Linked DNA regions of Homo sapiens: region 2 is linked to region 1. The links are chromatin loops, found by intact Hi-C in ENCODE. Cell type or tissue: PC-3. All regions are shown on one strand. Each heading gives the region's core, and the rest is flanking DNA. Links, peaks and the distances in the headings are about the cores only. Region 1 has its middle 9.2 kb from the start of DENND1B. Region 2 overlaps DENND1B (DENN domain containing 1B).

What was found. Peaks named below come from ENCODE experiments on the same cell type or tissue, not always from the same donor. Only the 100,000 strongest peaks of a DNase experiment are listed, where the experiment ranks them.
Region 2: a loop joins it to region 1, with 2.8 times the contacts of the local background. A loop is called at or near these places in 5 of 110 quality-filtered maps.

Annotation. Positions count from the first base shown.
Region 1 is chr1:197,778,499-197,790,856 of GRCh38, reverse strand. It overlaps a transcript of DENND1B not described here. Among named protein-coding and RNA genes, the nearest start is that of DENND1B, 9.2 kb to the right of the region's middle. RefSeq lists an enhancer at 2,480-2,980. In PC-3, for the core only: no CTCF peak of the experiment used is centred there; DNase peaks (open chromatin) are centred at 3,596 and 7,126; H3K4me3 peaks cover 301 bases; H3K27ac peaks cover 3,828 bases.
Region 2 is chr1:197,690,608-197,702,965 of GRCh38, reverse strand. The region is part of intron 3 of DENND1B (DENN domain containing 1B); the gene reads left to right. It also overlaps the pseudogene EEF1A1P32. Among named protein-coding and RNA genes, the nearest start is that of DENND1B, 79 kb to the left of the region's middle. In PC-3, for the core only: a CTCF peak has its summit at 9,791; a DNase peak (open chromatin) is centred at 6,365.

The DNA of each region.
Region 1 (12,358 bases), core at 2,284-10,283:
GCAGAAGAATGGCGTGAACCCAGGAGGTGGAGGTTGCAGTGAGCTGAGATCATGCCACTGCACTCCAGCTTGGGCGACAGAGTGAGACTTCGTCTCAAAAAAAAAAAAAAAAAAAAAAACACTAAATAAAAAAAATAAAAATCAGAACTACCATATGATTTGACAATTCCACCACTGGGTATATATTCAAAGAAAATGAAATCATTGTGTCAAAGAGATGTCTGCACTTCTATGTTCATTCCAGCACTGTTCACAATAGCCAAGATACAGAATCAATCTATGTGTCCATCAGTGGATGAATGGACAAAAAGAAATGTCAGCTGGGTGCGGTGGCTCATGCCTGTAATCCCAGCGTTGTGGGAGGCTGAGGTGGGCAGATCACTTGAGCTCAGGAGTTCAAGACCAGCCTGTGCAACATGGTGAAACCCCGTCTCTACAAAACAAATAAACAAACAAACAAAAATCAGCCAGGTGCGTGCCTGTAGTCATAGTTACTCAGAAGATTGACATGGGAGGATCACTTGTTCCTGGGAGGGAGAGGTTGCAGTGAGCCAAGATCATGACACTGCATTCCAGCCTGGGCAACAGAGCCAGACTCTGTCTCAAAAAAAAAAAAAAAAAAAAAAAAAAGTCATGTATTTATATACAATGAGATATTATTTAGCTTTAAGGAATTTCTGCCATTTGAAATAACATGAATGAACCTGGAGCATATTATGTTAAAGGAAATAAACTAGACACAGAAAAACATACATTGCTTGATCCCACATATATGTGGAATCTAAAAAATTTGAACTCATATAAACAGAGAGTAAAAGGATTGTTACCAAAGTTTGAAGTGTGGGAGAAATGGAGAAATGTTGCTTCAAGAGCACAAACTTTCAATCATAAGATGAATGAATTCCAGGGATTTAATGTATATCATGGTGATTATAGTTAATAATACTGTGATGTATACTTTACATTTGCTAAGAGAAGAGATCTCAAGTATATATATCACACACACACAAACAAAACCAAATGTTTGAACTGATGGATATGTTATTTAGTGTGATTTTTGTGACTATTTTACAATGTATATGTATAATAAAGCACCATGCTATACAACTTAAAAGTTGCTGAGCTTCCTTAAAGCAATTAATTTGAATTCTTTGTCAGAGAGTTCATAAATTTTCATTTCTTTAGGATTGGTTACTCGTGCTTTAATTTGTTCCTTTGGTGGTGTCCTATTTCCTTGATTGTGCTTGATCTCTGTGGCTGTTAGTGTCTGCACATTTGAAGTAGAGATTTATTCCAGTCTTTGCATACTGACTTGGTTTGGGAAAAGCCCTTCACCAGTCAGCCTATGCAGAAATTCTTGGCAAGCTGTCTGGTATGGTTTGTGGATAGGCTTACTGTTCATTCTTAGGCACAATGGTCTAGTGCCTGGGTTAGCAGGTAGGTGGGCCTGGCACCAGGTCCATGGAGTTGGGCCTAGCACTTGAATTCACTGGGGTGGAACCTGTTGATTGAGTCCATGGGAGTGCACCTAGAGTCTAGGTCTGTGAGTGCAGGCTGGGAACCCATGTCTGTGTGACCTAGCCTGAAGCCTGGGTCTACAGGAGCTAACCTGGTGCTGGGGTGAGCCTTGAGCCTGAGTCCACAGGGGTCATTCAGGTACTGGGATTGGCCTGGCATCTGGGTCCACTGGGATGGTCCTGCAGCCTGAGTCCACAGGAGCCTATCTGGTGCTAAGGCATGCCTGGAGATTAAATTTGTGAGGGAAGGCCTGGGTCTTAGGTCCATAGGGGCTGGCTTGGAAAATAGATCTGCAGGGGTGGTCCTGGAGTCTCAGTTTACAGGGACTGGTCTAGCACCAGGGTATACTATGGTGGTGGGCCTGGATCCTGAGTCTCCTGGAGCAGGCCTGGACCGTGAGTCTACTGGAACCTAGTACCACAAGGACCAGTGTGGAGCTTGGGGCTGGCCTGCTGCTGGGGCAGGTGTTGAGCCTGGGTTTGTGAGTTTACATCTATTGTGTCCCCAAACTTTAATCACTCTAGAATCTAAATATATAGCGATCTGGCCCTTTTATCCTCCAATTACTGGTCTCCCTAATTTCACAGAGTAGCCAGAAAGTTTGCAGATAAAGAATATAATAGAGAATGGCATCAGCAAGATGATAGAATAGGACTTTCCAGGGCTTATCCCCTCACAGGAATATCAATTTGAACAACCATCCATGCAAGAAAATACCTTCACAAGAACTAAGGTGAGAGATTATGCCACCTGGGTGAAGCATGGAAATAAGATGCATTGAAGAGGGTAGGAAGGACAGTTTCATATTACACCCTTCCCCAAGCTCAGATAGAGCAGCTCAGAGAGAGATACCCTTCGCATGAGGGAAGGAGAATGAAGTGAGCACCCAACTTTGCTGCACACCCCAGCATCAGGCCCATCTCAGTGAACCCCAGCACGAGGCTAGACCAAGCCACCAGCCTGGCACCTGCAGACCTGGGCTCCAGGCCCACTCCAGCACCAGGCTGGCCTCCACTGTCCCAGGTTCCAAGACAGCCCTAGGTTCCAACAGTACAGCCTCTGTTGCCCCAGGCCCCAGGCTCCAGGCCCACCCACCGCAGCTCCAGGCCAGCTTCTGCAGACTCCAGCCTCAGAACTTCCCTGCAGATATAATCTCCCAGCCTCTAGTTTGGCCTCCAGTCAGACTCCAGGCCCATGCAGGCCAGGCCAGTCCCTGGAGCGCCAGGTTTCATGCGTGCCCCAGGTTCCAGACCAGCCCAGAGCCAGGTCGGCCCACACAGCCCCAGGCTTTAGGCAAGTCCTCTGGCCTCAGGCCCAAGGCCAGCACCCACTGATACAGGATCCAGGCTTGCCCAATACCAGGCCAGTCCCTGCAGCCCCATCTTCCAAGCTGGGCTCTACATCCCTATACTACAGCATACCAATGGTCCAGGCTCTCCCAGTATACCCTAGTACTGGGCTAGCCCCACAGACTCAGGATCCAGGACTGCCCCAGTGGATCCAAGTCCAGGCCAGCTCCCATTGCCCCAGTATCCAGGCCAGATCTTGCACCTAACCTCCAGGCCAGCACCCAAACACCCAGACTCCAGGCTGGCCCCATAGCCCCAGGCTCCAGGTCGGCCCCCATGGCTTCAGGCATGAGGCCACTATCCACAGTCCTAGGCTCCTAACCAGTCTCCAATTTGAGGGCCTTTGCTGTGAGGGGTTTCTAGGGGCATTGTAGCATAAAGTAGTGAGGTAACACATAGGAATAGTTTAATTATTAGAGACTTTTTGACATTTCATTATTATTTCACTTTTTTTTGTTTTTTAGACTTCTTTGTTAAAAGATGGGAGTAGGGACACAGTAAAGTTTCCATAGGAATATTTCTACCTTCTGTTATGATGATTCGAGTTTCACCTATGCTGGCCTTAGTATTTGGTAGCATTTAATATCGTGTTTTTAAACTTACCACTTGAACTTGATTCTGTGCTTGCCAAGCAAACTAAATGGAGGGTCTAAACGGAAGATCTCAGCTCAAGAAGCTTCTGTCCTGTCATACTAATTAGCACATGCCTGAATCTGACTGGACAGCCCAGGGCAGAGTGAGTCAACAATGGCTAATCTACTCTGTGCTTCTTATAGGAACTGTTTATAACCAGAGGTGCCCATTGCAGTGTGTGTGTCTGGCTGGGGGGACTTCTGCCCTTATGTTTACAGGACTTAAGGCCTGATTTCAGGACATGTTGGGGTGCTCTTACAATTAATTTTAGTGATTCTATAGATCCTATCCAAGCTTTATTAAGATGCCAAGCACCCACCCACTCCCATAACCCCCACAGTACCCCTGAATTAGTGTCATAGAATGTGAGACAATCAGAGAGCATCTTAATGCCTCCATGGTGAGTGCAAGGACACTACTGTCCTCTTCTTTTGGTGGAATTTATGGTTGCTGTTATTGCTATGTGTTTTAAGCTTTTTGGTACATATTACCAAAATAATGGGGCTCTATCTTTCACTTTTGCAAAGGGTCTCCTGGGGGCAATCAATCATTAAAGAAAGCCCAGGGAAGAGGATAAAGTCTGAAAATTTCATCTGTCTTTCTGATAACCTGAGTCTGGAAAGCCTTACCAAGCAATGGGCTCTTAGTGTACCAGTAAGCCAAAAGCATGCCTCAAAAACTTCAGTTGTCTTCCTACAATGCCTGGAAATTATAATGCTATTAGCTGAGGTTCATAGGATGGAATATGCAGGGTGATTTCCTTGAGTGACAACTGTCTAGGACACATCTTTACTTTGGTGTCTAATGGCATCTCAACCTTTTAATGCTTAAAGACAGAGAATAAGGCTTCCTGGCAAAGGGAACAGGTTAATCCAAGTCCCTGAGGCTGTCTATGACACATCTTTACTGTGGTGTCTAATAGACATCTCAACATTTTAATGCTTAAAGTAGAACTTTTGGTTCCTTTCTCACCCCATACCCACACATCTATCCATACCTCTATTCCTTATCAAATGGCCCAAAAGCTAATAGTCACCTTCTTCTATCCACATCCAATCCATTGGTAATTCCGATGGGTAGATTGCTATGTGTATTTGAAATCTGTCTACTTCTTATCATTTGCACTGCAAGTATAATCCAGAATATTATTATTTCTCCTGAATTACACAGCAGCACCCTCATAGCCTTCCTTAAACCCTGACTTTGCCCCATGATTTTTTCCTTCTAGTAGCTCCCTATAGCAAGTAGAACAAAATAGAGTCTTTACCATGGCTTGCAAAAACTCTTCACAATCTAGCCTCTGCCTACCTCTCTGGCCTTATCTCCCACTACCCTTGCCTGTCGCCCTAGCTTTCCTTAAATGTACCAAGCTTGTTTCAGCCTCAGGGACTTAGATTAACCTGTTCTCTTTGCCAGGAAGGCTTATTCGCTGAATCCTTAGACAACTGCTGTCTTCTCATCATTCCAGATGCAGTTCAAATATCTTCATCTTAGAGAGGCCTGCTTTGTCTATCCTAGCCAAAATAGTCTTCTGCCCATCGCTCTATCTCATTATTCTGTTTCTTTTTGTTTTAGCACTCATTACCATCAGAAATTTTATTATTTATATATTTACATGCTTATATATATGTATATGTGTGTGTGTGTGTATATATATATAGTTTTTTTTTTTGAGATGGAGTCTCACTCTGTCACCCAGGCTGGAGTGCAGTGGCACGATCTCGGCTCACTGCAAGCTCCGCCTCTGGGGTTCAGGCCATTCTCCTGCCTCAGCCTCCCGAGTAGCTGGGACTACAGGTGCCTGCAACCACACCTGGCTAATTTTTTGTATTTTTAGTAGAGACGGGGTTTCACCATGTTAGCCAGGATGGTCTTGATCTCCTGACCTCGTGATCTGCCTGCCCGGCCTATATTTGGTCTTTATTAACTAGACTATAATCTCCATGAGGGCAGAAACTATATGGTCTCTAGTGATGAAAATAATACTAGTTTAGGCAAAGAAGCCAAACTTTAGCAAAGAATATTATTAGTTTTATAACCATGTAAAGAATATGTATCAACTACTCCTTGGCTTTGGGAGCCAAGACACATATGGTCATCTGGGAGAGGTGAAGGCATGCAGAAAAATACGCAAGATAGCTGAAAACAAAAGGAAGCTATCTTTGAAGGCTTTGTTCATTCAAAGGAATAGGGCAAGATCTGGATAAGTCAAGGGCAACTACATAGCATAGCCTAGAACCAGAGGAGGCAACTTGGAGAAGAAGTAGAAAACACAATGGGCAAACCAAAAAAGATGAGATTTGAACACTGATTCAGGGCAAGTGATTGAGCCCATCATAAAATAATGCCAAATCAATTCCACCCTAGCAGCTGGTTCTAGAATCCATTTCAATAATGTACATCTTGACTATGTACATGGCTTATCTTCATTGGCATTTTTTCCCTTTAGGCCCCCATGCTCCATTAAAGAACAAAACTATTTCACATATATTTTTTACATAAGGGTTAAAAACTGTATGTTAAGTGAAGTATCATACCACAAATACACAATAAAATGAATATAAAATGAAAAATAGTCAATGGGTTCATTAACAGAATCATGACAGATTTATTTTCAATTTGTATAAATGTCCATAGAGAATTATTCTTTAGTTTTAGTTTTCTATTTTCATCTTTAAGAACCATGAAATCCAGTTTTTGGACAAAGAGTTTCTCTAAAAGATGGAGTTTGTCTATAGACTAATTTCATTAGAAACGTTCTTTCAACATTAGCTTTCATTATCTGTAAAATGAGACAGTAATAGCAAGTAATAAAAAAAACCCAAATATCTCTTTCAGTTTCTTACATAAATGCCTTTTTTGTTGTTGTTGAGACAGAGTCTTGCTCTGCTCCCAGGCTGGAGCACAGTGGCATGATTTCTTCCTGCAGCCTGCACCTCCCAGGTTCAAGCGATTCTCCTGCCTCAGCCTCCAGAGTAGCTGGGACAACAGGCCCATGCCACCGTGCCCGGCTAAGTTTTATATTTTTACTAGAGATAGGATTTCACTATGTTGGCCAGGCTGGTCTAGAACTCCTGACCTCAAGTGATCTGCCCACCTCAGCCTCCCAAACTGTTGGGATTACAGGCATGAGCCACCATGCCCAGCCCATAAATGCCTTTTTTAATCCTCCAACTTGTACAAAAAACTGTTAAAGAAAGGTATGATTACAGAAGTGTTTAGTGTGGCTTATAATTCATATTTAAAGATATCAACAAGGTATCACCTTGACTGAGGATTTTAAAAAAATACGATATTAACAAGGGAGATGACATATGATAATAAATGTTTCTGAATTGAAATATAGACTCACTTGAGCTTTGCTCGCTTTTGATTTGAGAGAGAGAAAGCAAGAGTGAGTGAGTGAGGAGAGATGCATATGTGCTTTATGAAGAAAATGGCTTTTGTAAATGACTCAGTAGTATGCAGACTGACTTTTATTTCCTGGTGCCTCTGGCAGACATGGGAAAGTGCATTCTTCCACACAGGCGTTCTTGGAATAAAATGTCCCTGTAGAGTTAGCTTCCTGCTTCATCATTTATAGTACCTGTTTTACCTCCTAATCTATACCTCACAGAACTATTGAGAGGCCTAGCTAATAAAAAATGGTCATAAAGCACTTGGCAAAATCACAACAACTATAAAAAAGAATAAATGCAAATGTGGTAAAGCTTGTCTTTCTGGTATGTCCATGAAGTCTTTGTGCATGAAATGATACAGTGACTCAAATGTTAAAGTTTTTTTTTCTTTCACAAACTGGGAGTAGTTAAGCCAGCTGGTTTGCTGGAGTGAGTTGTTTCTAGCTCAATAGTAGGCCACTTGATTTAAAACCTTCCTACTAATTCTAATATTAAGCCTATCCTCATGAATTCCTGCATACATTATGTAATAATTAATGCCTGCTTATTTAAAGAGGAAGTACAACATGTTTGTGTCAAAAATCAGATAGGCATATAAATGGGTTGTGTAGTAATCAATGGCTGTACCTACATCATCACAGAATCTGAATTAGCAGCACCTATTTGGTAGTTTTATTAAGTAACCATAGGGAGAACACAGTATAATTACTATGCACAGTATACATACTAATGTCATATGTTCCTGATCCACAACTCAGTCCAAGAGGGAAGTGAAGGGAAGGCCCAGGAAACAGCTGTGCAGCAGGCAGAAAGAAGTCACTACACACTGATGCAGTAATTTTATTAAGTCACTTGCATACAGTCAGGCAAATGGACAGGATCATGGGTCCAAATTCCTCCTTTCCATTCCAGCCAAGCCCAGCTGTCCTGATTGGCAGTCTCGAGAAGAAGGGAAGAAACTTCTGGAATTATGCACCGTGAATGAAGAAAGTCAGGTGAGACTGCATCCTTTTTACAAAGGAAACATATAAGTTCTCACCAAACTAAGAAGACGTTGATCAGTTTCACAGATCCTTCTTTCTGTTCCTTCTTTCCCAGAGAAGATTACAAGCAAAAATGGTCTTACCAGACCATTTTTTGGCAAGTCTTACTTGCCTAAGACTTGGGTCTGTGACATCAGAAACAACAGCAGAGAGAAAGATGATGTCCATACTTTTGAAGCCCAGAAGAACTCTCAGTCCTTGTTCATTTTTATCTTGTTATAATTTGCAATAGTAAGAGATGGGGAGAGTTTGTCATCTGTTTTGGAGTTACAAGTCTCTGTTTCATATGAACTTGTGCTGTGGAATTATACCATTTGACCTGGTATTTGACTGAGTTCTATTTGCTGGAATGTTGCACTTTTCCCCTTCTAGAATTGATCATATACAAATGCATGTAATGTTTGGCTAGTTATTTTCTCATATTTTAGGAAAGCAAAACTTGGCACACAGCAATTTGTTTTGATAATCTCTCTATTTACGTTAGGATTAGGGTTGCTTATGGGGCTGCTGATTTTGTTGAACTATTATCATCATGTTAGATGATCATTTATGTTTCCTTCCAGAAAATTCTAATGACATTGCTCATTGGATGTGATTACTCATTCTCCTGAGAGTGTTAAATGGGTGTGAGCAGAGCTGCCATACAAGGAAGACTGTATTTACGTGGAGTATCTTGTAGGTGGGGTTGGGAAATTATTTCCCATGCAATGCCACATGGTTACACAAACACAGCACTCTTTCTTGAAGTCCAAAGGAGAATCCTCAAAGAATCTCTGAAGAAAATTTGACTCCACTGATTACCATCTGTTGGTGACACTCTGCTTCAATTATTCTTTGTTCTGAACTCCAAGGACTGTTTTAAGTTCTACAATGTCTGGCAGATTGAGGAACAAAGATAAGGGAGAACAAGCAGAAACTGGTCAGAGGTAAGAAAATTTATTTACAATTTTTGGCAAATCACCTGAAAAAGGCAGAAGAAGATCTTTTGCTGTGCTGTATTATTTTTGAGAATTTTACTGTATTTTCTTACTAAAAGTTTAACAGCAAGATATACAAATATCATCATCGACCCATTGAATTTTAGAAATATTTGGATATGTTCAGATTTGGTAGTAAAGGTGTCAAAATTTATCTGAGTTCTTTTGTCCACAAACTGGAAGACAACATTTTTATTAAACTGGATTTTAAATCAACATAGAATGCTAACTCTATGAGCTTTGAGGTGTGAAACAACTCAGAAAGGCAAACTTTCAGGGAAGATATTGATCCCGAATCCCCACCTCCATCTTCTCTTTATTTTAAAAGTATTTCACATGTCTTGTTGAGGGAGATTTTACCTTCAGATTGAAATTCATGATATTGCTGCTAAGTATAAAAAGGACAACATGCCAGGAGGATGTTTTCCTTAACAACACTATCTCAGTCAATATTAAAAGGCAGGTCCTGATAAAATAATTTAAAGATAGTTTCCTAAGAGCTTCAATAAATTCAGTTTGTTAAATACTTTATAACTTTTCTTCTATAATAAATGAAGGTGGTAATACTATTAATAAATTTCACCTAAGAATAGTAATAAGAGGTTGTGCAGAGTTAGTCTAGGAAATGCCTGACTTGGATACATGTTAGCTACAACTCATGAGATGCTTGCCTCAAAAAATTCATTTCTAAGTTAATTGTTTGGAACTCAAAATCTTCATATACATTGGTGAGGCTTATGAGTCTAGTCGAGTTAATTTATACTGAACCTGAAGCATTATTAATAGTATTATTATTTTTAAAAATACCATTCTAGAGTTTACAATAGTGTTTATTATTTCGCATTCAGAAGGGAAAGGAGCTGTCAACTTTAGTAGTCCTGGGTATCAGTAACTCTTCACTTTTGTTTAAGGCATATTACTACAAGGATTCAATGAATAAGTGGTTGGGGTTGGGAAGCCAGGAGTTACCTTTCTAATTGTCATAGTACACTGGAAATCAGGGCAGTTGGCTCACTAAAAGCCCTGAACTTGGGTTTCTCTACACCATTAATATATAGGGATATATAAGTTGGGGACTTTTTGGACCTGGTTTGAGGAAAGTGGACCTTATTAGGTGGATTAAAAAGTTGCAATTAGTCCATTTTACATGACACTATAGTCAGAACCAAGTAATTATCCATTATAGTCTGATCAAAACTTGCATGAAAATCAACTAAAAATTCAGAATTAAGTATTTTTAAAAGCTTGCAATGCATTGAAGAGCAGGCAATCAAGTGAGAATACTTAGGGGTGGAGGATGGGGGACAAATAAAAGTAGCTACAAGAGCCACCTCTCTCTGTAATCCCAGCACTTTGGGAGGCCGAGGTGGGTGGATCACGAGGTCAAGAGATGGAGACCGTCCTGACCAACATGGTGAAACCCTGCCTCTACTAAAAATACAAAAATTAGCTAGGCGTGATGGCAGGTGCCTGTAGTTCCAGCTACTCGGGAGGCTGAGGCAGGAGAATTGCTTGAACCCAGGAGGTGGAGGTTGCAGTGAGCCAAGATCACGCCACTGCACTCCAGCCTGGCGACAGAGCGAGACTCCATCTCAAAAAAAAAAAAAAAAAGAAAAGCCACCTTTCATCTTCATCTTTAGGGTTTTTCCTAAGCTGGATGAACTGGAAGACCATGAACTGTTATCATGGTCTTATGGGTCTTCAGACCCTTCCTAATGTGGGAAATCCAACAGGATACTCTTCATAAAGCTGATACACCCCAAAGGTATTCAAGGACAATTGTCTCAAACAATGGAGCATAGTTAAGGGGAAAAAAGCTTCCCAGAGGATTCATAGCTACAAACCAGGTCTCACATGAATGGTCTGAAGAATTTCAAGCTGAGAATTTAGTGTTTATGTTTCTGAATTGCTAGTGATCCCAAGCATCTACCAGCAGTAAATTAATATCTTCTCCAGAGAACTCATTTTCATTTCAGCTGTCACTCAATTTCTATATATAAAGTTCTAAGGATCACATAACATAAAAAGAAATCACATACATAGAAGAAATCAAGAGACCATAAGTATGAACAAGTAGAAAAAAGATCAGTTAGTAGAAGCAGACCCACAAATGCTTCAGATATTGGAATTTTTAGAAATAGAATTTAAAGTATATATATTAAATATTTTTAATAAATTAAAGAGATGCTGAAAATATGAGTTAAGAGAATACAGATTTGGAAAATAACCAAACAGAACTTTAGAAATAAAAATAATATAAATTAAAAACTAAATGGGTGACTTTGACAGAAAATGAGACAAAGCTGAAGAAAGAATTAGTGAACAGAATATTTTTGAAATTTTCCAGAATACAGCGTAGACAGATAAAGAGAGACATACTATAAAAGAGATGTTTGACAAACATGGAGGGTAGAATAACACATGTGTTATCAGAGTCCCAGAAGGAATGGAAAGAAAGGAGTCCAGAATTTTCCAGAACTGATGAAAGTCACCAATCCAGAGTCAAGAAAATTAAAGAAACCAAGAAACATGGATGAATAAAAATCTACACCTAGATACTTCACAGTGAAACTATAGAAAACTAAAGACAAAAATGAAACATCATAAATGCAGTCAGAGAGAAAAAACAGATGACATTTTAAGATTACTTTCAAAGTTCCAATTGTTATTAGGGAACTTAGAAGACAGTGTAATGATATTGATAACATGCAGAAAGAAATAATAGTAAACTTTGAATTCTTCATCAGTGAAAATATTTTTCAAGAGTGAGGGATAAATAAATACATTCCAACTCAAACAAAAAGGGAAAGAATTTTAGGCAGAAGGAAAGTGATCCTACACAGAAGATCTAAAATGAAAATACAAAAGAATGGTAAAGTTCTGAGTAAATCTAAACAAACATGGACTGTATAAAACAACATTCATAATGCATTTTTGGGGGGATTTTAGTTTTGAGGGGGTTTTAGAGGTTCTTGTATTGTTTGAGAGAGGGTGGATATCCTTGTGAACTCTGGCTTTAATCAGTTAAAATGTACCTATTAAAATTTCTAGGATAACTCCTAAATGAATAGAAACAGAGTAAATAACTTCCAAACTAGAAGAGGTGGGGGCAGAAATGAAAGCATAAATAGTAATCCTAAAGAATGCAAAAGTGAAAGAAAAAAACAGATCAGAAGAAACAAACGGGAAGTACAAAATTAGATGGCAGAAATAGATTTAAATTTATCAGCATTTTTCTCTCTTTTTTTTTTTTAATTTTTTTTAGACAGTGTCTCACTCTGTCAACCAGGCTGCAATGCAGCGGCATGATCTTGGCTCACTGCAACCTCTGCCTCCCAGGTTCAAGTGATTCTGAAGCCTCAGCCTCCTTATTATCTGGGACTACAGGCTTGCACCACCCACCACACCCAGCTAATTTTTGTATTTTTAGCAGACAGGGT
Region 2 (12,358 bases), core at 2,366-10,365, 88 kb after region 1:
GAACTGCTGATTTAGGGCAAAATAATTCTTTCTCTTTAAAAAACAAAAGTATATACTCAGTTGTTTCTTTGACACTGTTGCCCCTAGTTTAGTCTTAAACACTCATAGTATTATAATTACAACTTTTAATCTAAGTAACTAATGTCTTACAGGAAAACAACAACAACAACAACACTTGAGGGGTAGATGATTGAGAACTTTCAGTCATACACAAGCATTTTAACAGACTGCCAGAGCTGCCCATATCTCTTTTATGTTTTAGTAAAATAGGAAAAGTGAACACATTTGTTAACATAACTCAATTGCCTTTTGATGGCATACAAAAATAAGAAGAAAAAGTATATAGACAAATTGTGCTTAGTAATTAATGTTTTAGCATTCTGAGGAATTATCCATTGATTAAGTCAATTTAATATCAATTCCACATTTTGGTTACCTAAAGATTTTGGAAATTATATTCAAGTAGATGTACTACATAATATAATCACTGCTGACATAAAGTTTTCCAGAATAGTGATTAAGTTTGGTTAAATAGAAATTTACATGTTATATAACCTTAACGTGTCATAGTTGCTTATTAGTTCAATAACTTGTATACATTTGGAAAAAACATACCCAAGTAGAATAAAATGTGTACTTGCTCTGTCCTTAACATTATTAAATCAGAGAAGACATGGCTATTTTTATTAAGCCAAAGTTATAAAACTTGAGTTTTCTAAAGATTTACCTTAATAATGTGAATTTGAATCCTCTAATAATTATTTTGAAAGTCTAGCTCATTTGAAATATTAGAAGTTCAACTTCCTATTTTATAGATGTTTTGGGAATATTCTGTTTGTGTACATTTCTCTCTAGAAGTTAGTCAGAACAGTGTCTTTAATTTATGAGGCTTTATAATCTACTTTATTGATAGACTCCAGAGATAGGGAAACATTTCATACTAACACAAGAGCAAAGGTCTTTATGAAATATAGACATACGGTCTCACAAGCATCAATATTTTTGGTGGTGTTTTTAGTTATACTGTGTATAATAAACAGAGTGAATAGATATGTAGAAAAATTGTAAGAATTATAAAAGTAATGCTATATTTTTAAGGTATTTTAAGTTATATTTTTGATTGTTACTCTTAAATTAGAGATGAAAAATTTTACCAAATTTTAAACAAATGAACATAGCCTAGGCAATTAGCATGTAGCTCTAGTTGTCTTAAGAATTTAAAATTACTCGTAGAGTACTTTGAAAGGTGCTTGTCTGGCACAATAAAGCTGTAAAGAAGACGATGTGGTTCTTGCCCTCCAGAAGTCTGTTAGGAGAAGGAAGATTGGACTGGGAATCAGATGTGAGCTGTTCTGGCTTTTCTCCTTTTTCTTTCTTCTTTCTTCTTCTATCTTCTTTCTTAAAAAAAAAAAGCCGGGGAAGGGGGGGATACAAGTACAGAACCTGCAGGTTTGTTACATAGGCATACATGTGCCAGGGTGGTTTGCTGCATCTATTCACCTGTCCGCTAAGTTCCTTCCCCTCACCCCTGGCCCCCGAATGGGCCCTGGTGTGTGTTGTCCCCCTTTCTGTATCCATGTATTCTCATTGTTCAACTCCCACTTATAAGTGAGAAAATACGGTGTTTGGTTTTCTGTTCCTGTGTTAGTTTGCTGAGGAAGATGGCTTCCAGCTTCATCCATGTCCCTGCAAAGGACATTATCTCATTCCTTTGTATGGCAGTATAGTATTCCATGGTGTATATGTACCACATTTTCTTTATCCAGTCTATCATTGATGGGCATTTGGGTTGGTTCCATGTCTTTGCTATTGTAAATAGTGCTGCAACAAACAAATGTGTACGTGTGTCTTTATAGTAGAATGATTTATATTCCTTTGGGTATATGCTTAGTAGTGGGATTGCTGGGTCAAATGGTTATTTCTGGTTCTAGATCCTTGAGGAATCACCACACTGTCTTCTACAATGGTTGAACTAATTTACATTCCCACCAACAAAGCATTCCTGTTTCTCCACAGCCTCGCCAGCATCTATTGTTTCCTGACTTTTTAATAATTACCATGCTGACTGTCGTGAGATGGTATCCCATTGTGGTTTTGATTTGCATTTCTGTGGTGATCAGTGATGTTAAGCTTTTTCTCGTTTGTTGGCTGCATAAATGTCTTCTTTTGAGTAGTGTCTGTTGATATCCTTTGCCTACTTTTTGATGGGGTTGTTTTTTCTTGTAAATTTGTTTAAGTTCCTTGTAAATTCTGGATATTAGACGTTTGCCAGATAGGTGGATTGCAAAAATTTTCTCCCATTCTGTAGGTTGCCTGTTCATTCTGATGATAGTTTCTTTTTCTGTTAGTTTAATTACATCTCATTTATCAATTTTGGCTTTTGTTGAAGTTGTTTTTGTCATGAAGTCTTTGCCCATGTCTGTGTCCTGAATGATATTGCCTAGGTTTTCTTCTAGAGTTTTTATGGTTTTTGGTTTTACATTTAAATCTTTAATCCATCTTGAGTTAATTTTTGTATAAGGTGTAAGGCAGTGGTCCAGTTTCAGTTTTCTGCATATGGCTAGCCAGTTTTCCTAGCTCCTGAATAGGAGATCCTTTCCCCATTGCTTGTTTTTGTCAGGTTTGCCAAAGATCAGATGGTTGTAGGTGTGTGGTGTTATTTCTGAGGTCTCTTTTCTGTTCCATTGGTCTATATGTTTGTTTTGGTACCAGTACCATGCTGTTTTGGTTACTGTAGCCTTGTAATACAGTCTGAAGTCAGGTAGCGTGATGCCTCCAACTTTGTTCTTTTTACTTAGGGTTTTACTTTTTACTTGGCTCTATGGAGTCTCCTTTGATTCCGTATGAAATTTAAAATAGTTTTTTTCTAATTCTATGAAGAATTTAATGGTAGTTTGATGGAAATAACATTGAATCTATAAATTACTTTGGACAGTATGGCCATCTTCATGATATTGATTCTTCCTATTCATGAGGATGGAATGCTTTTCCGTTTGTTTGTGTCCTCTCTTATTTCCTTGAGCAGTGGTTTGTAGTTCTCCTTGAAGAGGTCCTTCACGTCCCTTGTTAGCTGTATTCCTGAGTATTTTATTCTCTTTGTAGTGATTGTGAATGGGAGTTCATTCATGATTTATTTGGTTCTCTGCTTGGTTATTTCTAGTTTATTTGCATAGAGGTGTTTATATTATTCTCTGATGGTAGTTTGTAAAGGAATACTTTGTGATATTTGCACATTGATTTTGTATCCTGAGACTTTGCTGAAGTTGCTTATCAGTTTAAGGAGTTTTTAGGCTGAGATGATGGGGTTTTCTAAATATAAAATCATGTTGTCTGTAAACAGACACAGTAGTTTGACTTCCTCTCTTCCTATTTGAGTTCCCTTTATTTCTTTGTCTTGCCTGATTGCCCTGGCCAGAACATCCAATACTGTGTTGAATAGGAGTAGTGAGAGAGGGCATCCTTGTCTTGTACCAGTTTTCAAAGGGAATGTTTCCAGCTTTTGCCCATTCAGTGATATTAGCTGTGGGTTTGTCATAAATAACTCTTATTATTTTGGAATATGTTTCATCAATATTTATTTTATTGAGAGTTTTTAACCTGAAGGGATGTCAAATTTTATCAAAGGCCTTTTCTGCATCTATTGAAATAATCGTGTGGTTTTTGTTTTTGGCTCCATTTATGTGATGGATTACATTTATTGATTTGCATATGTTGAACCAGCCTTGCATCCCAGGGATGAAGCTCACTTGATCATGGTGGATGTTTTATGATGTGCTGCTGGATTCGATTTGCCAGTATTTTTTGAGGATTTTTCGCATTGGTGTTCATTGGGGATATTGGCCTGAAGTTTTCCCTTTTTTTGTGTGTCTCTTCCTGATTTTGGTATCAGGATTATGCTGGCTTCATTAAATGAGTTAGGGAGGTGTCCCTCCTTTTCAGTTATTTGAAATAGTTTCAGAAGGAATGGTACCAGCTCCTCTTTGTATTTCTGGTAGAATTCAGCTGTGAATCCATCTGGTCCTGGGCTTTTTTTGGTTGGTAGGCTATTAATTACTGCCTCAATTTCAGAACTTGTTATTGGTGTATTCAGGGATTCGACTTCTTCGTGGTTTAGTCCTGGGAGTGTGTATGTGTCCAGGAATTTATCCATTTCTTCTAGATTTTCTAGTTTATTTGCATAGAGGTGTTTATATTATTCTCTGATGGTAGTTTGTATTTCTGTGGGATCAGTGGTGATATCCCCATTATCATTTTTCATTGTGTCTGTATGATTCTTCTCCCTTCTTTATTAGTCTAGCTAATGGTCTGTTTTGTTAATTTAAAGAAAAAAACAGCTTCTGGGTTCATTGATTTTTTTTTTTTGGTGAGTTTTTCATGTGTCTATCTCCTTCAATTCTTCTCTGATCTTAGTTATTTCTTGTCTTCTGCTAGCTTTTGGATTAGTTTGATCTTGCTTCTCTAGCTCTTTTAATTGTGATGTTAGGGCATCAATTTGAGATCTTTCTAGCTTTCTGATGTGGCCATTTAGTGCTATAAATTTTCCTCTTAACACTGCTTTCGCTATGTACCAGAGATTCTGGTATGTTGTCTCTTTGTTCTCATTGGTTTCAAAGAACTTCTTGATTTCTGCCTGATTCATTATGTACCCAGGAGTCATTCAGGAGCAGGTTGTTCAATTTCCATGTAATTGTGGGGTTTCGAGTGAATGTCTTAATCTTGAGTTCTAATTTGATTGCACTGTGGTCTGAGAGACTGTTTTGATTTCTGTTCTTTTGCATTTGCTGAGGAATGTTTTACTTCCAATTATGTGGTCAATTTTAGAATAAGTGTGATGTGGCACTGAGAAGAATGTATATTCTGTTGATTTGGGGTAGACAGTTCTGTAGACATCTACCAGGTCCACTTGATCCAGAGCTGAGTTCACATCCTGAACATCCTTGTTAATTTTCTGTCTTGTTGATCTGTCTAATACTGACAGTGGGGTATTAAAGTCTCCCACTATTATTGTGTGGGAGTCTAAGTCTCTTTGTAGGTCTCTAAGAACTTGTTGTATGAATCTGGGTGCTCCTATATTGGGTGCATATATATTTAGAATAGTTAACTCTTCTTGTTGAATTGTTCCCTTTACCATTATGTAATGCCCTTCTTTGTCTTTTTTGATCTTTGTTGGTTTAAAGTCTATTTTGTCAGAGACTAGGACTACAATCCCTGCTTTTTTTTCTTTCCATTTGCTTGGTAAATTTTCCTCCATCCCTTTATTTTGATCCTATATGTATCTTTGCATGTGAGATGGGTCTCCTGAATATAGCACACCAGTGGGTCTTGACTATCCAATTTGTGTTCTGGCTCTACTTCTAATTGGAGTGCAAGACTGAGATTCATGAGGAAATGCTGGTGTTTAGGAGGAGTACATAGAAGGTGATCTTTAAGCCTTATTTTTTGATCACTGAGTTTTGTCCTTTAGTTGGTCCTCTTTTTAGGGTGAGAGTGGAGGACACTGCCATATAGTTCAGATAATTGAGTGTGATACCCTATTGTAGCAGAAAGACAGAATGATGAAATTAATTCATGATTTGAAGTTGTAGTAGAGTGATAGAGATGTTGGAATGTTGTTTCTTTTATTTAATTGAAGATTTACATAAATTTTTGGTAATATAGACATGAGTTTGAATCCTAACCCTGTCAGTTATATGGGTTTTGCCATAAAAAAAAATCCCCTGCTATCAGTGACATGATAGTTCACAGGATTCATTGTAGGAGTTAAGGTCTGTCTGAAGCACTGTGGAAGATATTCAGCAAATGAGAGGGCATGGTCAGACTTCCTTCACACACTATCCCTGTCTTCTTAGGTTTTGTTTCTTTTCCTTTTTTTTTTTTTTTTGTGGAATTTCTGTTTTTACTTTTCCATTCTGTTTCTTCTTTTGTGTGGTCCAGTTCTGTTAATTAAAACTCAGTTTGAAAATTAATCCTTCTTTGAAGGCTTTCCTGAGCCTCCAAGGCAACCTGTCTGTACTTCCGTAGCTTCTTATATGTACCTCTAATTTTAACTATATTTTCATTTTTTTTTTTTTTGCATGTCTCTGTCTCTCCTAGGCTGTATGTATGTTTCTTGAAGGAAAAGGGGCAGAACTTTCTCATTTTTCAATCTCCACATCTAGTAGAGTGGCTGGAACATAAGATATGAATAAGTGTTTTTGAACGGCTAGTTGAATGAGTGACAAGTCAGAGGAAGTTGAATAAACTCATGATAACTTATCTTAATTTTCTTGGAAAAATAATAGGCAAGGTAATTTAAGAAGGATGGATTTAAGAGTGGTGTTTCACCTTAAATTTGGAAAGATTTCAAACTGGTGTTATGACACATATCGTAGGAATTCAACAAAGTTTGAATGAAATGATGTAACTTAGCAGAGGGGTTAGGTAGCATGAAGATTTAATAGGTCCTTGACTGTTCATGATAGTACCTGACTTGTTTGTTCTCTCCTCTGTCCCTCATTTCTGTAGGAGGTGAAATTAAATTTCAGTATATACTGACAACCTAGTATGTGCTTCCATGATAAATAATGAAAATGCATTAAGAAATGCTTTTAGAAAAGTGCATATGTTACATGATTATTTTAAATTATAACAATAATAAAAATTCCATTAATTAATCAAATCTTGGTAGAAATTATCTGGAAACAGTTTAAAGTATAACTGTAAGAATGAATAGTAGTAAAAATTATGTATTATACAAAAACAGCAGAGAATTTTAAATTTTACCCTTCAGCTGCATCTTCATAGGAATGAATGGCAGGCAGCCAGCTACTTAGCTGACATTAAATCCAGTCTACTCAGTACTATATACAGTTTTGTTTTTATATTTAATAATGACTAATGGGTCATTATTGAATATAAAAAGGATGGGTCATTATTGAATAAAAAAAGGATGCAGGTAGGAGTTAAGGTCTGCATAGTTTAGGAAGAATGCCTGTTTTATTAGTAAACAATTTTTTTATACATTCATAATTTAAAAAATTTTGTATTATTTAAAAGGTATTTGGTAGGAATGATTAGTTTTTCATTATTTGAAATTGAGACACATTGAGTATTCTATAATTTTGCTTCTTGCATCATCATAAAGAAGATATAAATTATTCAGAAATAATTTATTAAATTCTAATACTCTGAAAATAAATATTTAAATGATCGTGGATTTCTAAAAATTGGATATTTTTTGGTTGTTTGGGCTTGATTCTGTCATTTTTAACTACCAGTCAATTACATGAGACAGAAATAATTTCATTGCATTCTATATCAACTATTGTTTTTTCAAATGTAAAGAATGAAATGTCTTGAACCAATTTTTGATATGTAATAGTAAATTCCCTATAAATGTTATATATAAACTCCTTTTTCTAACCCTGTGAATATTATATATAAACTCGTATTTCTAAAACAAATTGATTTCTTAATGTTTAATTAAATAAAAATTTATAAATTTTGTAGAGATGATGGGTAAATGTAAGATAATTATAATTATATTATGGCTGTTTACTTGGTTTCATATTCCAAAAATTTTATTAGTTATATATTTCAGTAATGCTAAAATAGCAATTATTTCCTATCGGCTTCTTTGTACATACAACCACTATAGTGGTATAACCACTATACCAATATACTATTGGTATATTCTTATGACTAAAAAAGATGAATCAGAACGAAACATTATAAGGGGCAAACGTGGAAAAATGTATAAAAGTAAATCTAAAATCATCATCATAAACATATCTTTGTATCTATCTATCTTATGTAGACTAGATTTTTATTTCTTTAGCAGGCGCAGTTTAGGAAGCTCAAGGCAAAACATAATCACATTCTTATTTTACCTGCATGCTTATTTTATATTCTCTACTGCTAAAATTTTAAAATTTTAATGCAAACAGGGAAACTAATTTGGAAAAACATAGTGATATTTTATGAACTTTGCTTTATAGTTGAAGTATTTGCTGGAATATTTCATCTAGCAGACTCCCATTGAAAAGAATATTTTTGCGTACATTTTAGATAATAAAATTGTATTTGAAAACCCCTGTACAAATGACCTTATTTTTCTGTTGAAGGGTGAACAGATTTTTACTTTAATGAGTTCTTAGAGGTGAGGTTTTTATATCTATTTTTATGGCAGTGAAATTTACATTCTAACTATATAAATGATTCAAGCCAGACCTGGAAGGTCTGATGTTATGCAGCAATCTATAGAAATTAAATAATGATAAATGATTCTGATTGAAAGAAATAAATCTGGTTTCCCAAAAGCTTACTCTTTATTAAGCTGTAAACATTTGTCAAAAGTGAAACTGGAATTTAGTTCTATAAAGAGTTCTGAATCTTTGAGAGAAATAGAGTGGAGAAATTATTTTTTCAAGGTTACCTAACATAGGCTGATGAATTAGAAGCAATTCTCCTGAAGTCGGGAGAAAAAACATAAATATAACATGACATGAAAATCTCTCTTCTAGTTCAAAGTTTTGCATTTCAAATTTATCTTTAGTTTGAAAAGAAGTTAAAGTTAGTTAACTGTGAAGTGAAACAAATAATGGAAACAACAAGAGTAGCATTTAAAATGTTACTCGGTAGAAAATAAAGTCTTGCAAAATTGGCATAAACTCATTATTAACTCATAAAATATGTTACTTTGAAATAATTTTGTTTATTATAACTGTATATTGCTTTAAAATGACTTTTAGGGGAATTTTTCTAATTTTTTTTTAGCAAAATAAGGCTAAGTTGAGTGGGTTATAAAATGAATAATTATCCATGAATTGCCATCTCACCTTTCTCTTTGGTGTGATTTCTATTTTTCCTTCCCCCTTTCACATTATTAATAGATAAACGATTTAAAGGAAGTATTGTCAGGTTACTTATTAATATTTAAAATTTAAGCCTGAAATACACTTTAGGATAAGAAGTAGGTATGAAGGTACTTCATTATTAAAATTTTTAAGTTTAAAATTATTGTGTACTAGCTGAAAATATTGAACTTGATCAACATATGTTACCAGCTAGCCTCTTCTCCACCCGATCTTTTGTTATCTTGTTATTGTTATAAGGCTTAATGACAGTTGTAGGCCATAGTTCTGGATGTGGGGGTTATTCTACCCTGGGGAGAAGAGGAGGAAACAGCAGTGTGGATTATGGAAATATGGACTGATCTAAAAAGAGACCTCTTGTAAAAGAATGGAGCTCAAAGAAAAGCTAGGAGAAACTGATGAAAAGATGATGGAATATGATGTGAAAATGATAATTTGAAATCTTTCATTCCCAGCTGCCATGTTTTGGAGAAAAGGAATGCATTTGTATATTAAGAGACAGCTAAAAGAGTCCAGATGAATGGTATTACTTATTAGATATATTTTCATTTTGATTCAGATAAATTATGTGCATTTTAATAGACCTTTACATATTTAGACATTTTAAATCTTAAAGACATAATGTTAGGTATGATATTTCATAAAAATATTTTAAGTAGTATACAATATTTGCTTAATATTTGGGCACCTTTAAATGAACCTAATTTCAAAAATTAACTTCATGGTTGTTAAATTTAAGCATTTTAACTAACTGTGATGGTGAATGTTTTATTTAAAGTATGAATTATTTTGTTACCTTTTAACAATTATTTAAACACACAGTCACATGTTTACTTATGTTTATTTTTCTAGATAAGTGACAATATTGCAGCTTATCTTGGTGAATTAGTACTAAGTGGTAACATACAGCTATATCCTTAGCCTATTTGACCAGACAACAATGCAATCTAGTGGTCATTTTTGTAAAATGCAGACACAGAGTTCATGTGGTTTTAACTAGTTATTGATGTGTTAATAAAGGAAAGGTTGTTCCCTGATTCTAAAGTTTGCAAAAGGTTAGATTAGGGAAAAGTTAGCATGAAAATGTAAAAATAAGGCATATGGTAAGAGGATCATATTTTGAGGGAAGATGATGTTTTTAATTTTGGATGTGCCAGGTATTCTAATAGGAATATCTTCTAAGTAGAAGGAAACCTCTGACTGGAGTTCAGGAAGAGGATGATGGTATGGAATTTACTTCTGTGGATGAACTTACCAGGCAAAGTTTAGGGAAAGAAAAGAATCTCCAAGAACAACTGCTTTTATAGGCCCCAACCTATGTCTTTAAATCCATACTGAAAAATATAATTTGATAATCATACCCTATGACCCTTGTAAATATTTTGGTTTTTAAGAGGTAAACAATATATTTCACTTCCTCCTTTTGATATAACCAGCTAGGATTATTTAATATGTTTTGCATTGCAAATTGTAATAGTCTGAAGTTTTACATGATTGTCTGTGGAGTTATTATTTATAGGATATGGGGCATTAAGGAGGAAGATTAACATCAGATAACTCCAATTTGAGCCATAGGGAATGGAAGAAGTAACAAAATATTAAATTAAGCACAAGAACTTGTTCAAATAACTGCTAATTTCATGTGGTTGGAGTGTGGGATTTATGGAACTTGATACTGAGGCTACAAAGGTAGTTTGGTCAGATTATGAAGAACTTTGTATACTATGCTAACTGCTTTGGCATTGACTAATAGGAAATAACCATAAAATGGTATATATTTAGGAGGCTTCCACATCACATCTATATTTTAAAGAGGTAACTTTAGATTTAGGTGCTTTGAATTGGATAAAAGGAGCCTGTTGGAGACATAGAGACTAGTTAGAAGGCTACGGTAATTGTTTAGTAGAACTGTTGAGAACCTCAACTAGAGAAAGCTTAAAGAGAAAGTGGGAAAGGGAATGGATTTGAGATTTTTTTTTTTTTATTGTGGAGGCACAGATACATGAGATCTACTCTATAAACAAATTGTTAAGTTTATGGTACAGTATTGTTAACTATAAGCACAGTGTTGTATATCAGACCTCTAGAACTTATTCATGTTATATAACTGAACTTTGTACCTGTTGAACAGCAACTTGCCATTTCTCTCTACTCACGGACCCTGGCTGGCAACCAGCATTCTACTTTCTGCTTCTGTGAGTTTGACTATTTTTGATGTCTCATTTAAGTGGAATCATGCAGTATTTGTCTTTTTGAGACTGGCTTATTTCACTTAGTGTAATGTTCTCCAGATTCATTCATGTTGTGGCAAATGACAGGATTTTCTTTCTTTTTTTAAGGCTGAGTAATTTTCCATTGTATGTATATAACACATTTTCACTATCCATTCATCTGTTGATGGACATGTAGGATGTTTCCACATCTTTGCTATTCTGAGTAATGCTACAGAGAACATGGAAGAGCAAATATCCCTTTATGATCCTGATTTCAGTTATTTTGGATAAATACCCAGGAGTGGGAATGCTGGATCATGTGGTAGTTCTATTTTTAATTTTTTGGGAAACTGTTTTCCATAGCTGCTGTAGCATTTGATATTCCCACCAACAGTATACAAGGGTGCCAATTTTCTACACTCTCTCCAACACTTATCTTTGTTTGTTTGTTTATTTGGTTGTTGATAATGGGCATTCTCACAGGTGTGAAATGATATCCAACTGTGATTTGCATTTCCTTCATAATTAGTGATGTTGAGCATGTTTTCATATAACTCTTAGCCATTCGTATGACTTCTTTGGAGAAATGTCTGTTTAAGTCCTTTGATCAATTTTTGATCAGGTCTTTTTTTTTTTTTTTGCTGTTAAGTTATAGGAGTTCCTTATATGCTTTGGATAGTAACCCTTTATCATATGTATGGTTTGCAAATATTTTCTTAGATGTTATAGGTTGCCTTTCACTCTTCAGGATGTTTTCTTTGAGGTGCAGAAGATTTTTAGTTTGATGTAATTCCACTTGTCTATTTTTGCCTTAGTTGCCTGTGCATATGTTTATAAACATCCGTATCATATATCCATGATTGGTGTTGTAGCCAAGAAATTATTGCGAAGACCAATGTCATGAAAGTTTTTCCATGTTTTCTTCTAAGAGCTTTACACTTTTCACGTCTTATGTTTAAGTCTATTTTTTTCATTAAAATATATTTTAATGGGTTTCAAAGTTCTATGACAGATTTTTTTTTGGTCAGGTTATTTCCATTAAGAAGTAATTATTTTAAAGACTAACAACTTAAGAACTCTCACACAAAAAAAACCCAAAAATGTTCCATAAAATGTTCTCCTTTCCTTCGGAAGGTTTTATAATGCATTGCTATCATTAATCAGTTTTTTACTATTAAACTTAAAATGGCCTATTCAGGCAAATACTTCTGGGACTGTTCTTCAACCACTGAATAAAACTAGGGTGCAGGTATTAGGGATAATATTCATTTAGCCTCCTGAACTTTCCAGGCA